Linked DNA regions of Homo sapiens: all the other regions are linked to region 2. A link is an interaction called in ENCODE POLR2A ChIA-PET data of the cell type or tissue named here. Cell type or tissue: OCI-LY7. All regions are shown on one strand.

What was found. Peaks named below come from ENCODE experiments on the same cell type or tissue, not always from the same donor. Only the 100,000 strongest peaks of a DNase experiment are listed, where the experiment ranks them.
Region 1: POLR2A ChIA-PET joins it to region 2 with 6 read pairs; 10 of 35 experiments call an interaction of 5 or more read pairs at or near these places.
Region 3: POLR2A ChIA-PET joins it to region 2 with 6 read pairs; 1 of 35 experiments calls an interaction of 5 or more read pairs at or near these places.
Region 4: POLR2A ChIA-PET joins it to region 2 with 5 read pairs; 3 of 35 experiments call an interaction of 5 or more read pairs at or near these places.

The regions. Positions count from the first base shown.
Region 1 is chr13:50,113,344-50,117,343 of GRCh38, reverse strand. The region is part of intron 1 of DLEU2 (deleted in lymphocytic leukemia 2); the gene reads left to right. The region is part of intron 2 of DLEU1 (deleted in lymphocytic leukemia 1); the gene reads right to left. Among named protein-coding and RNA genes, the nearest start is that of DLEU2, 10 kb to the left of the region's middle. In OCI-LY7, no CTCF peak of the experiment used is centred here; no DNase peak of the experiment used is centred here.
Region 2 is chr13:50,896,624-50,900,623 of GRCh38, reverse strand. The region is part of intron 1 of RNASEH2B-AS1 (RNASEH2B antisense RNA 1); the gene reads left to right. Among named protein-coding and RNA genes, the nearest start is that of RNASEH2B, 11 kb to the left of the region's middle. In OCI-LY7, no CTCF peak of the experiment used is centred here; a DNase peak (open chromatin) is centred at 2,093; H3K4me3 peaks cover 877 bases; H3K27ac peaks cover 2,276 bases.
Region 3 is chr13:50,649,448-50,653,447 of GRCh38, reverse strand. No RefSeq gene overlaps it. Among named protein-coding and RNA genes, the nearest start is that of DLEU1-AS1, 120 kb to the right of the region's middle. In OCI-LY7, no CTCF peak of the experiment used is centred here; a DNase peak (open chromatin) is centred at 2,427.
Region 4 is chr13:50,020,952-50,024,951 of GRCh38, reverse strand. All of the region lies in intron 10 of DLEU2 (deleted in lymphocytic leukemia 2), which reads left to right. Among named protein-coding and RNA genes, the nearest start is that of KCNRG, 7.5 kb to the right of the region's middle. In OCI-LY7, no CTCF peak of the experiment used is centred here; no DNase peak of the experiment used is centred here.

The DNA of each region.
Region 1 (4,000 bases), 780 kb after region 2:
GGACTACAGGCGCCCGTCACCAAGCCCAGCTAATTTTTTTTTTTTTTGTATTTTTAGTAGAGACGGGGTTTCGCTGTGTTAGCCAGGATGGTCTCAATCTCCTGACCTCGTGATCTGCCCACCTCGGCCTCCCAAAGTGCTGGGATTACAGGCATGACCCACCGCGCCCAGCCGAGAACATCACAGTACTTTTAAATTGGAAAGTATTAAATTTAAAATTATTCTAATTTGGTGGAAGAGAAATGGAAGGAACTGCTGAATTTTTGAAAATGTTTCGTCATCACAAGAGAGCTTAGTTCCTAAAATACCCAAGATTTTAAAAATTAAGGCTTTAGAGACTTTTTAATCCGTATGTTTCAAATTCAGAAATGCCAGCAGACTCTGCTATGAAAAATATATATTTATTGGTTATGTTATTATTTTTACAAAGTCAAGTTTTAAGGTTTATTTGTTTTGTAACTTTCATTTCTTTAGTTATCTCATCTTGATCTGTACTTAAAAATCCAGAGCTTACAACATGCCTTGCTTCTCTATATCTTCCTTATTAATTTTGATTCATCACTTAGTCATCTGCTCTTTACTAAGAAGTTTTTTTTCCCCTACATGGACTCATAGATGCTATATTTGCCTTTTTCGTTAATTCGTGAACGGTACTTATTTAGATATAATAGTTTTGGGTCATGCTGGCTTTGCCTTAAAACTGTGCAGACATTTTTCCTTTGTTTTCTGGCTTCGAATATTGCTTAGAGGAAGTCTAAGGCCAGCTTGATTTCCTCCCTCTTGTAAGTGATTTAGTTTTCTGCCAAGAGATTTGAAAAGTTTTTTCTTCATTCTTTATGAGCATATGCCTCAATGTTGAATATACGTCCATTTTACATTGAACATTTTATTCTGCAGACTTGTTTATTTTGTGGAAATTCTCCTCTATTACATCTTTAAGTGCCTTTTCTGATTCATTTGTTGCATTATATATGCAGGGAGATGGATCAGCTTATATTATGTCAGCTTTGTCTTACTTCCACATTATCTTCTTTGCAATTTCTTTGGTCTACTTTTCTACTACATTCATTACAATTTATTAATTTCTAGAATTTCTTAAATTCATTTATTAACTAGAATTTGAGTACCTACTATATATGCCAGGCACCAGTGATAAATATGATCACATCCCTGCCTTTATGAAGCTTACATTTCAGTTGAGGATGGAAGAGGAAGAAATAAACTTGTAGTGATAAGAAAAAGAAATGGAGGTAAGGAATTGGGGCGGGTTGGGGGTGGGTACAGAGAGGATTGTGCATTTTAGATAGAGTAGTTAGGGCAGGCATCTCTAAGAGGACATTTGAGAATAGGCCTGAGTGAAGTAAGGCAGTGAGCTAGGCAAAGACCTGGGCAGTCCAGGTATGAGAAGAGCACATACAAAGGCCCTGAGGTGGAAAAGCAGTGTGTTCAAGAGAGAGTGATTGGAGCCAAACGAGTAACGGGAAGCAGGTGGGAGATGAGACTAGAGAAATGGGTAGGCCAGATCACCAAAGGAGCTGTACACCCTAGGAAAGAATTTGATGTTTGTTCTAAGTGTGATGAGGAGCAGGCAGATGGTTTATGCCATAGAAGAACCACTCTGGCTGCTGTTAAGTATTTCAAGAGCAATCACTGAGTATAAGAGATTGGTTAAATGGGTGTTGCAGGACTGAAAAAAGCGAAAAGAGAGCACTGAGATAACAGAGTAACTTGGGGAAGCAGCTACTGCCCCTGGTACTGGGTAAACACAGAAAGACCTCAAGTTCTTAGAACCCAGGAGCTAGGAGGAGGGACTTGGCAGAGCTGGAACTCTGACCTCCGACAAGGAAGTGCTGCCCATCTGCTGCTGGTACTCCTGAGAGGGTCTGTTGGGACTGGTCTAGGAGAGCCAAACATAGTTGCAATTTTGAGCTAACTACCATTGTCAGGGTGAAGGCCCACAGCTGGGGCAACACTGACAGGTACAGAAGGCCTATGAGGGAGGGCAAGTTATTTTCCCTTCTTCTTGACTTCTAGTTTTCCTCTACTACTCTATATTGATGAAACATAGCAGGAATTCAGCTGGCAAAGTAAAAATATAGTTTGCAGAGTCCCAGTCCCAGCATCACAAAGCAGTGTTTATGGAAAGGTTTATTGCTGAAAGATAACAGCTTAATAACTGGGATAAAGAGGAATTAAGGACGATTTCTACATGTTTGCCCATAGTAACTAGAAATTATGCCATATATTGACATGAGGGAAGACTTAGGGAGAAGTAAAATGTGGAGGAGAAGAAAATCAAGAGATTTATTTTAAATGTGCTAACTTTGAGGTTCTCTTTAGACATTTGAGCGGAGTTGCTGGACAAGCAGTTGTATGTGAGTCCAGAGCTCCACAGAGGGATCAGGGATAGAATATAAATGTTAGGAGTCCTATGATGGTAGACAGTATTTAACACCAAGAGATTGAAGACATGACCTTGGAGGGAAATGTTGATGGTGGGTATGAGGAATATGTCTGGGACTCGCAGACATTTGAGAAGAGGAAAATGATCTGTCAATAAGGTAGTTGGTAATCTCAACAAGAGCACTTTAAGTGGTGCTGTGGAGACAATAATCCAAACTGGAATGGATTCAAGAGATAATGTAAGGAAGTGAAGATTGCAATTATAGAGTCTTTGAAGAACTTTGATATAAAGGGCCTTCTGTTCCCTTTGTAAGCAGATGTGGATATGGACTGTAGGGTGATGAGGGAGAAACTGAGGATGCAGGATATGGAGGGGATAATCACAGGAACAAAATGTTTGAATATGCAAGAGAAGATGGGACCTAGGACACAGTAGAGGGGCTTGCCTTAGATAATAGCAAGGATAGTTGATCTTTGTAACAGGAAGAAAGTATATTTGAGTACAGATAAAAGCACATTGGTAGATTTGATATGGGAAGATAAGTTTCTCTTGTAACAACTTCTATTTATCAATGAAACAAGATTTGAAGTGAGGAGCATAGAGATGTGGGAGATTTAGGAGAGAAGACATGGGACATAATCATGTTGAAGAAGAAAAGAATGAATTCATTAGGGGAATGTTCTGGGACTGCCAGTCTTCCTTCTTGGTGAGAATTTGACTTTTCCAGCTATGTCTTATTTCATTTCTTGCTGTTCCAAATTTATTTTGAAATAATTGCATTCTTTTGGCCTCTGTTGCCTTAGGTTGTGGACATTTTCTTTTTCTAGCTGATTCTAGTAATGCTTTTAAAGGAGTTCTTATTGTTGTTTTTCCAGTATACAAAGTATACTGTTGTATACTTCTTGTAAAGTATATGTGCAGAGAGATTCTATGGTCTGCTTTCACTCCCCATTTTATCTAGAAGTCTAGAAATGTGTTGTTTACTTATTTATTTAACTATCTATTTATTTATGAGACAAGGTCTCACTCTATTGCCCAGGCAGGAGTGCAGTGGCACAATCACACTTCCTTGCAGCCTCGACCTCCTGGGCTTAAGTGATCCTCCCACCTCGGCCTCTCAAAGTACTGGGATTATAGGGATGAGCCACTGCATCCAGCCCTAGAATCATGTTTTTAAATGGGGGACTACACTTCATATTTTTTTCAGATCACCTTATGTATAGAAATATAACAAAAGGAGTCATATTAATATTATGTATTATAATAGCCACCATTTACTGAGTGCCTGTGAGCCAGGCACTATGCTAGGCACTTTACATACATGATCTCCAAAACTTATAATGACCCTACAAGGTAAATCTTATTTCCAGTTACTTCCACAAGAAACCTTTTTTACTGATCGTAAAATCTTACCTGAACCTCACATAGCTGATCAAAATGAACAAGGTAAGGACAAATTTTTCTTTTTTGTGTGTCAAAACTTAGCATTTAAGGCCAGGTACAGTGGCTCACACCTGTAATCCCAGCATTTTGGGAGGCCAAGGCAGGAGGATCACTTGAGGCCAGGAGTTCAAGACCAGCCTGGGCAACATAGCG
Region 2 (4,000 bases):
AAGGCACTGCAGCTGCAGCCTGCACGGCACGTTCAAGGACAGCAAAGAAGGCTATGGACTGAACAAGAGGGAAAGGGCAGTAAGAGGTAAAGCTGGAGAAGTGAGGACCTCACATGCCATTGGCAGGGATGAAATGGGCTCCACCAAAGGGCTGGCCAAGGGGTGGTAAGAAAGCATAAGTGTGTATAAGGGAATGACTTCAATCATTACACAGCCAAGGGCCAAAGCTAGAACAACTTCAGTTGCAATAAAAACCTGAAAGAAGCCTAGGGTTTCTAAAAATGTTTTTACTGTAATCCACGGTCAGAAATACATTTTATAGGATGACTTTGCAGTCACACAAAAGATACACACATTATTAAAACAAAGGTTTCATAAACCTACACATGTTGTACTCAAGGTATGCTAATATCTTTGGTATATTCTAATCTATTAGGTTTCTTTTCTTTATTCAACCCTAATAAAATATATTAAGTTGATTTTATAACCTAGTAATGGCACTTCAAAAAGCATTGCTATAGGCAATGTGATCATTTTGGCTATACCCTAACTGGATAACATAATCACATCATTGTCAACTCTGAGCACACTTTGGCTAAAAACCACATTGGGGGCTAATTACTTTAAACAGAGAACCATCATTAGCTCATTAATCAAAATACAATGTATATATAAGATATTCTGCTTTCCTGACAGCTGTCATTATATAAAAATATTGTGTGGGCTGGGTTACCATGAGGAAATGAAAAACGTGAAATTCGGGTACATCATTTCTGACAGGCAGCCAATATTTATGGTAGTTGGCTAAAGTGATTTTACTTCAAATAAACAAATGTTTAATGTTTTCATAAACACATAGACATGACCCTAATTAGTAAATTTACTAATAGATTTTTGTTCATTATCTCCAGACCAATCTTTAGATATATTTATTTTTAGAAAACAGGGAAAACTTTACAACTGTGTCTCAAAATATTTTGAGAGTTTCTTAAAATGTTTGAAAGCAGCATGATTTTATGAGTGTATAAGCATTGGTACTTTTCCAAACTGTTAAATTGCCCTTTCAAAACTCAAAATTCATTTTTAACTAGATTCTGGTTTTAGATATTTTTTTCTGCTGCGGAAAGTTCTTAGATTTACCATAGGATGGGTTCAAGTTTTATAATACAGTCATGTACTGCGTAATGACATTTCATCAACAACAAACTTCATATATGACAGCAGTCCTGAAGAATATAATATTGTATTTTTACTGTACCTTTTCTATGTTTGATATGTTTAGATACACAAAGACCATTGTGTTTCAATTGCCTACAGTATTCAGTATAGTAACGTGCTATACAGGTTTGTAGCCTAGATGCAATAGGCTACACCATACAGCCTAGGTATGTAGTAGGCTACACTATTTGGGTGTGTGTAAGTACACTCTGTGGTAATCACACAATGGTAAAATCGCCTAATGATGCATTTCTCAGAATGTGTCCCTGTTGTTAAGTAACACATTACTGTAGATGCATAAGTGAAATCTTAAGAACATACTAAGTCTTAAGTATAAGAAAGTTCCAGAGTGATACATATACTGTGGTATGATTTACATAAAGAATATGAACACTTAAAAATGGTGCATATTGTATATGGAATTTATGTAGATATCCCATGACATAAACATGTATATGATATATATGTGTATATGAGATATGTTCGTTATATATATTTCTGTGAATATACATATATATTATTTTTAAACTTGCCAGGAAAAAAAATGTCCCTGAATAGTCATCACTCTTTGGAAGGGAAAACAGGCAGTGGTACAAAGGCATCATTCACCTACATCTATAATAGTTCAAATTTTAAAATAAAATATTTAAAGCAAATGTGACAAAATTTGTCTCTACTTTCTGTATGTTTGAAGAAGAGCTTACTTCCTTATAGCCTGTACTCTAGATGGCCATTTATTTTCAAACAGAGACCAGATATAAAACACAACACCATGTCCTTAACTTGTAAAGAAGATAAGCTGGGAATACATCTTTTTAAAAATAGCTATATGGTGTGGACACGGTTTTCAGCAAAGAAAGCCCTAGTTCCTGTTTTCACTTAGGGTTGTGATAAAGGGAAGAGACTTGAGTGGCAGACAGAGATTTAGATTAGATATTAGAAATAACTTCATATCTCTGCAAGACACCTAAGATTGCCTGGGGATTTTGAGAACAAGAACTTTGCTGAAACAGCTTATGCTCTACCCTACTTGGAACCAGAAGAGATTATCAACATCCTAGTTGTCCTTTAAAATTTGAGATTCTGTCTGCCATTTCTATAGGCGTGAAGATCTTAACTGATCTACTCAGAATCTACAGCAAGGCAGAAAGAACGCAGTGGAAGAGAACAAAAACAAACAAACAAAACTTGGTCCTCAGCCATCAAGAGCCTGTTCTAACATTGGAAGTTAATGGTACTCTAACAGGACAGTGGCAGTGAAGGCCCTGGAGAGGGGAGGAAGGCAAAGAGGGCACCACTTCACTTGTACTCTAGTTATTTCTATCCATCAATCAGTAAGCTTGTAGAGGAGCTTTCAACTTCCATATGTGCAAGATGCTCTGTAGAATGCATGTAAGAAAGAAAAACATCATTGCTTATTCTTTAACAGCTTACAATCAAATTTGAAAAAATCCACACATGAAATATTAAAAAAAAACCATAACACAACAATCGGTAGCACAGTTGTGAAAGCAAGAAAAGGTAAGGACAATCAGTATGGGCTGGACTCATCATGAATGAGAAGGCATTTATAAAGAGCCCCATAGGATGAATGGAACTTGAACTGTCATGGAAGAGTTGGTTGAGAGGGCATTTCAGGTATAGGGTAAACATAGGCTGAAACCTGAGGGAGGAATACTCCCGAATACCATAGCATGTTGTTAAATGGAAGTTTCTGGCTATAGTGCAGATGTTTCAGAGAATACAGGAGGTGATGAAGTGAAATAGCTGAATAATTGGTGGTCACGGATTGCTTTTTATTTATTTATTTTTAAATTTTTAATTTTCGTGGGTACATAAGTGTATATATTTATGGGGTATTTTGATACAGGCATGCAATGTGTAATAATCACATCAAAGTAAATGGAGTATCTATCACCTCAAGCATTTATCCTTTGTGCTACAAACAATCCAATCATCCTCTTTCAGTTGTTTTTAAATGTACAATAAAATCATTATTGACTATAGTCATGCTGTTGTGCTGTCAAAATACTAGGTTTTATTCATTCTTTCCAACCATTTTTTTTGTACCCATTAACCATCACCACTCCCTGCCACCTCCACCACTACTCTTCACAGCCTCTAGTAGCCATCCTTCTACTCTCTATCTCCATGAGTTCAATGATTTTAATTTTTAGCTCCCACAAATAAGTGAGAACATGCAAAGTTGGTCTTTCTGTGTCTGGCTTATTTCACTTAACATAATGACCTCTGGTTCCATCCATGTTGTTGCAAATGACAGGATCTCATTCTTTTTTATGGTTGAATAATGCTCCATTGTGTGCATGTACCACGTTTTCTTTATCTATTCATCTGTCTATGGACACTTAGGTTGCTTCCAAATCCTGGCTATTGTGAATTGTGTTGCAATAAATATGGGAGTGCAGATATCTCTTTGATATACTGGTTTCCTTTCTTTTGGGTCTATACTCAGCAGTGAGATTGCTGGATCATATGGCAGCTTTATTTACAGCTTTTTTTAGGAACCTCCAAGCTGTTCTCCACAGTGGTTGTACTAATTTACATTCCCACCAACAGTGTGTAAGTGTTCTCTTTTCTGCACATCCTCGCCAGCATTTGTTATTGCCTGTGTTTTGGATAAAAGCCACTTTAACTGGGGTGAAATGATATTTCATTGTAGTTTTGATTTGCATGTCTCTAATGATCATGATGTTGAGCACCTTTTCATACACCTGTTTGCCATTTGCATGTCTTCTTTGGAGAAATGTCTATTCAGATCTTT
Region 3 (4,000 bases), 250 kb after region 2:
GTGTTTTCCTGAAAGTGGAGTTTCTCTGGTCGGGAGAGGGATGCTGAAGTTGCCCCAGTCAACCTTTTCTTGCCCCCCTTCTCCTCTCTTCCCCATCTCCACTTCTTGTCCCCAAAGGGGACTCTGCAAAACCAGGTTTGGAAGCCCTTGTCCCAGACCTCCCCATGACTTATTTTTCTTGAAGACACTTCATGGACAATGAAATCATTTTTCTTTTCCCTTTGTTCAAATAGACACATAGCTTTGCTGTACCAAAGCAGCCCCCTGCCCCCCACCCCACACTCCATGTTCCAGAATAGTTTCCATTCAAGGAGCCTGAATTCTGTAGGTGGCCCCAGAAGCCAGGGGAGGGGAGAGGAGTAAAGCTGGAATATCAGCAGATTTTTAATCTTTCAAGACCCCCTTTTTTGTTGCTACAATATTTTCTTTTCTTCTTAAGGAAAATAATTCTTTAGTGAATAATTTTGGTCAATTTAAAAATAATTCTCAATATTACAAAAGAATTTGTGCTTATTGTAACTTAGTACAAATAAAGAATATGCCCACAAATTAAAATTTGGGTTTTAAAAACTTGCAAAAGTCTAGCTATTTTGGAGATATATAGAAGAAGCTGCAACTCCTTGTGGTCAAATATTGCTAATTAGAAGGTTCTGTGATGTTTCAGAAATATGAAAACTCTTATGCTTTGAAGACCATTGGCAGCAGAATAAATTAAAAAAAAACAGACAAAAACAAAACCTGGTAGGGTGGGAGTGGTGGGTGTCTACCTACACAAGGGCAGCCTGAGGCAAGAGGATCTAGCTCAAAAAATATGAAAGCTGAGAGCAGTTTTCCAGATTCTGCAACAATCTTCCCTGCATATTCCCTCCCGCAGCTCCCATCCTCCCTGGAAGCCTGCTGGGACCTGAAACCGTCCAGAGGGAAGGCTACCCCTGCCTAGCTCACTCTGGATGAGAGGGGACAGGGAAATGCCTCCATGGTCCCCATCCCATACTCTTACAATAACAGGTTGCACCAGCAGATCTCAGGAAGTGGAGGGAGTTTGGAACGAGTAAGTTATCACTACAAACAGTTAGAGTATACCAAAGTTTTTAGGTAACATATATAAAAACTCTGAGTGTAGATTCCAATAAGAGGACATCCCTATGATAACAGCTCTTTTGTTCACTAGCATTCTAATTCACTTTCCTGAGCAGGGGAGAAAGTGGTGGGCTTTCAGCTAGCACCTGCAGAATCAGACTTCACTCATGGTCTATTTTATTCATGCAGCAGCCTGCAGTCTTGGCCCGCAGGACTAAGTCACCCGGGGGCACCCCCCACCACATAAGGTTGAGAACTGCAAGGTGATGAGACACCCAGCTGCTGCCCTCTCTGCACACAGGGACTCTGCACTCTCTGAGGTTTTGCTCCCTCCACTTCCAGAGGCCACAAAGTGTTCACTAAGAAGTAGCAAAACCCGGAGAAAACTTGACCCTTTAACCCCATCATTGAATTCCCCTAGAGAATTTTAGTGGAAATTTAATAAGATTAAGCTGAGGTTCCAAAGGAAATTAGAGGTGTCCACATTCCCAAATGAGAATGTATATACCGCTTTGGGCAGCTCCTTGGCTCTGTTCCTGATCTATTTTTCTACTATTTTCATAATGGGAATAGTTCAACTTATTTGAATAAAGAAATTGTAGTATTTTATTTCTCTACTAGAGTATACATATTTAAAGTGTCTTACGGCCACTTTTTTTATAAAGCAAGTAATTGTGTTGTACATTGCCTTAACTATGAATTTGGTATTTCATGTATTTTATCAGCTTAAAGTAGGGTGTCTCTATGTTGTAATCCAGCCCATGAAATCTATGGTCTATTGAACATTTCATAAGAAATAAAATATTTGTGTCTTTTATTCAATGAGATGAGTGTGTCAGTGTCTTATATAAACACAGATTCTGAGAAAAGGATGAGGCTGAACAATAGAGATCTGAACTCCTACCCTGGCCTTTGTTCTGTGGCATAGGAGTGGCTGGGGGAAGTTCTCACGGGGGTAGATTCAGAGAGCTTTCTTCAGTAGCGTGCCTGCAGCTCAGATGTAAATCAATTTTAGGATAGAATCCTGCTTTTATTCTACAAAGACAGCTTTATCTCTGCACCAGTGCAGCTGTTTCCCTATGGTGGTCATGAAGGCTTCACAAAACACATGTGGAAGTCACCAGCTTGAATTTTGTCCTTCAGGGTGCAGTTCAGTCCTCTCAAGGCTTCTGAGCCCTGGGATGCACTCCTCAGGCAGGAAGGTCCATCACGAGGTAGTTTATTTAGTTAAGGGATCATGAGTCAGGAGACAGGGAAATTCAGAAACCAAAGTCAAAAGTGATTGCATGTAGAAGAGGAAACCAGCTGCACCTGGCAGCCTGCTATCAAGTCAGAAAGGGCTGTAATGGAAAACGGATGCGTTTATAGAAAGTCTACCTCCCTGTCCCTGCTGCCCTCCTCACAGGGAGTCAACGCATTAAGTTTGGCAGTTCTTGCAGCACTTGCCATGCCAGGGAGGTTATTAAAACTGAACTGAAATGGTTTCATAACTCAAACTGGAAACAAGAGTGAGGAAAATGCTAACACTAAAGTGACAGACCAGAACGAAATGGAGCTAGATCTGTAGGCTCTCTGGCTCAGGTTTCAGGAGGTTCCACGTGTTAAAACGGGCTGAAAAGTTAGTTAAATAAAACAAAGTGCCAAGCCAGACATTTAACACCCTTGAAAGGGGGCTGACCAACGAGAGTATTCTGTGATTCACGCTGTTTACTAAGCTTCACTTTCAGGAGTCTGAAAGCAAGATTAATTATAGCTACATGCCCTAAAATGCCTGTCACATGCAAGGGACACCCCCAACCCCAATCTGTTTTTCATTTATTTGAAGGACTTCAAGGCTATTTCTTGATTCTCAAGGATAACCCCTAAATAAAGCCCAGGTACCAAGACCGCAGATGGGAAAAGCAGATGCATCAATGCTTTCACCATCACAGGCTTGAAGGTGTAGGTCAAATCCTTTTTGGAAAGACATACTCATTGCAGAATAACACAATTTAAAACACTGAAACACTTACTAAAATTTTGGAGGCTCTGATGCTAGCAGAGTAGTTCAGGAGAGCCACCAAAGGACAAGGGGCAGAACTTGGTCTTCTTAGTGGTATTGTGCATGTCCAGAGAATGCCATTGCTGCAAAACATCTCTAACATCACAGAGAGGCTCTCAGTTGAGAAGCAGCACATGGCTTTCATCTTCAGAGACAAAGTGGAAGTTTCTAGGCCCACTGAAAAAGGTGGTTTCAGGCTTTACCTGCTGGTAAGACAAAATCATGCCAATGCAGCCCAGAGGAGAGGAAGGGCTGAGTCTGCAACACCAGTGGCCATGGCCAAAAATGGTGGTGAGAATTCTCATCATAAAGAAGACAGGGAACATCAGAGCCAATGGTCAAAAGCTAATGCTCTTTGTGGCTTCTTGGGATATTTCAGAGAGTATTTTTTGTTCATTTCAAAAATAAACATTTTCTATGTTCACTTTTTTCATAAACTTTTTGCTTTTTGTTTTCTCAGTCAGCAGTAAATCCTGGTGGCTTCACCTTCACAGATATGTCCAGATTGCAATATTTATCGCCACTACAACGGATAAAAACTGAGGTGTTTGAGCCATAGCGATTCCATCTTGAATAAGGGCTGGGTAAAATAAGGCTGAGACCTACTGGGCTGCATTCCCAGGAGGTCAGGCATTCTTAGTCACAGGATAAGATAGGAAATTGGTACAACTTACAGGTCACAAAGACCCTACTGATGAAACAGGAGGCAGTAAAGAAACGGGCCAAAACCCAATAAAAACAAGATGGTGATGAAAGTGACCTCTGGTCATCCTCACTGCTCATTATATGCTAGTTACAATGAATTAGCATGTTAAAAGACACTTCCATCAGCACGATGACAGCTTATAAATGCCATACCAACATCAGGAATTTACCCTA
Region 4 (4,000 bases), 880 kb after region 2:
ATCCAAATTCAGTAAACTTAAAATGACCTCAAATTGGGTTACCCAGAACTAGGAATATTTCTGTATTCCATCCTACTTACATCTGATTTACATGCCTGGTCTGCTAACTTCTTTCTTTTCATGACTCCTAAGTTATGGAGGTAAGTGAAGATTTACTATCAATTATAGTCATGTGACACTCATTTTGAACTTACATTCTCTTAGTTTTTTTAATTTTAAGCATGCTGGTAGCATTACATTGTTCTTAGCAAATTAAGTATATCCCAATTTTAACTGGACTATTCTCTGCTTAAACATATAATTTTGTGTAATCTGCAACAAGTTTATATCCCCATATACATCTATATTTTCATCTCCTTTCCATATGGCATTACCCAAATAAACTTCTTTTTTTTCTTTAATGGAGTCTCACTTCTTTGCCCAGGCTGGAGGGCAATGGTGCAATCTCAGCTTACTACAACCTCTGCCTCCCAGATTCAAGCGATTCTCCTGCCTCAGCCTCCCCAGTAGCTGAAATTGCAGGTGCCTCCCACCAAACCTGGCTAATTTTTGTATTTTTAGTAGAGACGGGGTTTCACCATGTTGGTCAGGTTGGTCTCGAACTCTTGACCTCAAGTGATCCTCCCACCTCGGCCTCCCAAAGTGCTGGGATTACAGGCGCGAGCCACTGCGCCTGGCCCCAAGTAAACTAATTGAAAATACTCTGGGGTAGTTTCTGTAATCTGTAACTTGAGTCAACTCTTTCAGATTGTATTATTTAAATTATCCTCTTCCATCTTTGAATCTACTATAAATCTTGTTTTTCCAAGCATCTATTCACTGAGACTATAGTTTCCAAATGTTTCAGTTCAGTTCACTTGAGCTTGTTAGATGCCCAGCACTATGGGGGAGTATGACATAGACCACTATAGCAGTCTCAGTCCTCATCTTAAAAGAACTCATGGAACCTTAAACATTGCAGCCAGATTTCCTTGGAGGTCTCTTATTACAGAAAGCGTAGACCATGTGCAGTGGCACACGCCTGTAATCCCAACACTTTGGGAGGGTGAGGTGGAAGGATTGCTTGAGCCCAGAAGTTTAAGACCAGCCTGGGCAACATAGTAAGACTTCATCTTTACAAAAAAAATTAAAAATTAGCCAGGCATGGTGGCATGCACTTGCAGTCCCAGGTACTCAGGAGGCTGAGGCTAGAGGATAGCTTGGGCTCTGGATTTTGAGGTTACAGTGAGCCATGGTAGCACCACTGCACTCTAGCTGGGTGACAGGGTGAAATCCTGCTTAAAAAAAAAAAAAGGGTAAAACAAATCTCTCCTATTTGGCCTCATACTCATGAACCTGAAGAAATTCACATTCTTTCCAGAAGTGTTGTGAGATGATGAAGAATAATATGAAATGAAACACTTATTTGGTATGTTTTACCCTACTGATAAAAAGCCATTTGTTTAATAAAAAGCCATTTGCTTTAATGATTTCTGGATTTTGAGGTGTTGGTGTGAAATCTGAAGGTACAGAAGACTACCTACCTAAAAGCCTTGTGTGGTTAGGCAAGTCTTAAACACATTTTAGTTTTGGGAGCAAGGTCCTATTTATTTTGCTACATGTTTAGTTCTGTTTTTATTCTGTGCCATGCGTAATATCATTTTCCATTTTCACCCATGTAAGATTTTAGCTTTTTATCCATGAAAATATTTTTGTGATTGGATCTCATAGTTTAGTTAAATATTAAGGTATTTTCGATGATGAAGTGTTTTGATAAAATTTGTACTTTTCATTTATAATAGGCCCAAAAGAAATCCTTTTTTTTTTTTTTTTTTTTTTGAGACAGAGTCCCACTCTGTCACCTAGGCTGGAGTGCAATGGCATGATCTCGGCGGAGGCTGCAACCTCCGCCTTCCAGACTCAAGCAGTTCTCCTGCCTCAGCCTTCCAAGTAACTGGGGACTACAGGCACGTGCCACCATGCCCAGCCAATTTTTGTAATTTTTGGTGGAGACGGGGTTTCACCATGTTGGCCAGGCTGGTCTCCTGACCTCAGGTGATCCGCCTACCGCAGCCTCCCAGAGTGCTAGGATTACAGACGTGAGCCACCTCACCCAGCCAGAAATCCTAGTAAGTCTTGAGGTATATAGTTCTACAGCAAAGCCGGTAATTGTGATTTTTGGGGTTTTTTGTTGTTGATGTTGTTTTTAAATCATAGACAGATGGGGGTCTCACTGTTGCTCAGGCTGATCTCGAACTCCTGGGCTCAAGGATCCTTCCGCCTTGACCTCTCAAAATGCTGGGATTATAACCACCAGGCCAGCCCAGTACTTACGTTTTTTACTAGGTCATTGATATTCCAGAAAGCTAAGTATTTTTAGTAATTTTAAAATGTCCTATCTTTATTTCTGAGCATTTGTTTAAAAATGCTAAGTCTGATGCCACATTGCTGTCTCCCATGGGTCCTTTGGTTCCAGGAAGGTAATACAATTTCATAAATTTATTTTTGAAGATTTCCTCACGGTAGCTTCTACGTTGCTAAACTTGCCATTACAGTCAACTTCCCTAGCACAGAGGAAAAATAGCAGTAGAATATAAGAGATTGAGTGCTCTTAGCAAATCTTTTATTACCCCAGCATAGTCTCTAGTGGTGTAATTCTCTATTGATGTGAACATTTCTATTACTTATGATAGAGAATCAGTACAAAAGTTTATAAAGCAAAGCTGAAGTTTGTCACTTGTAAATGGTATAAAGGACAAATTAGAAACAGATTTTGATTTCCTAAACCATGTATTTCTCAAGCTGCTTTCTTGTGACCATTTTATACTACTTCAGGCTCCTGATTTCAAATACATTTTTAAAGCACCTAAATAGGCCAGGCATAGTGGCTCACACCTGTAATCCCAGCACTTTGGGAGACTGAGGCGGGCGGATCACCTGAGGTCAGGAGTTCGAGGCCAGCCTAGGCAACATGGTGAAACACCATCTCTACCAAAAATACAAAAAATTAGGTGGGCGTGATGGCACATGCCTGTAGTCCCAGCTACTCAGGAGGCTGAGATGGGAGGATCGCTTGAGCCTGGGAGATGGAGGTTGCAGTGAGCTGAAATCGCACCACTGCACTCCAACCTGGGTAACAGAGTGAGACCCTGTCTCAAAAAAAAAAAAAAGCAGCCTAAATTAATCTTGACTTTACCATACCCTAAGAACTCTTTGTAATTACAACTTGTATATTAAATCCAAGAGTAAAATTAAGCATTAGAGCTGTTTTTCAGAAAAGATTTGTAGGGAGAACTTCTAATCACTTATAAGGTAAATTATTGAGGTTCAAGAATCATAAGCTAAAATCTTGGTGCCTTGGCTAGGCATGGTGGCTCACACTTGTAATCCCAGTGCTCTGGGAGGCCAAAGTGGGAGAATCACTTAAGGCCAGGAGTTCGAGACCAGCCTGGACAACATGTGAGACCTCGTCTCTACAAAAAATAAAAAACAATTACCCTGGCATGGTGGTATGCGCCTGTAGTCCCAGCTACTTGGGAGACTGAGGTGGGAGGATCACTTGAGCCCAAGAGTTTGAGGCTGCATGAGTTATGATTACACCAGAATTCACTACAGCTTCCAACTCCTGCACTCCAGCCTGGTGACAGAGTATTATATAAAGAGTATTAAATAAATAAATAAAATATTTGGTGCCTTGTCAGAAATGAAACTGTGATTGATAAAAACATGCTGGGGCCAGGCACGGTGGCTCACGCCTGTAATCTCAGCACTTTGGGAGGCCGAGGCGGGCTGATCACGAGGTCAAGAGATTGAGACCATCCTGGCCAACATGATGAAACCCCATCTCTACTAAAAATACAAAAATTAGCTGGGCGCGGTTTCGCCTGCCTGTAATCCCAGCTACTCGGGAGGCTGAGGTAGGAGAATCACTTGTACCCAGGAGGTGGGGGTTGCAGTGAGCCGAGATCGCACCTTTGCACTCCAGCTTGGGCAACAAGAGCGAAACTCCGTCTAAAAAAAT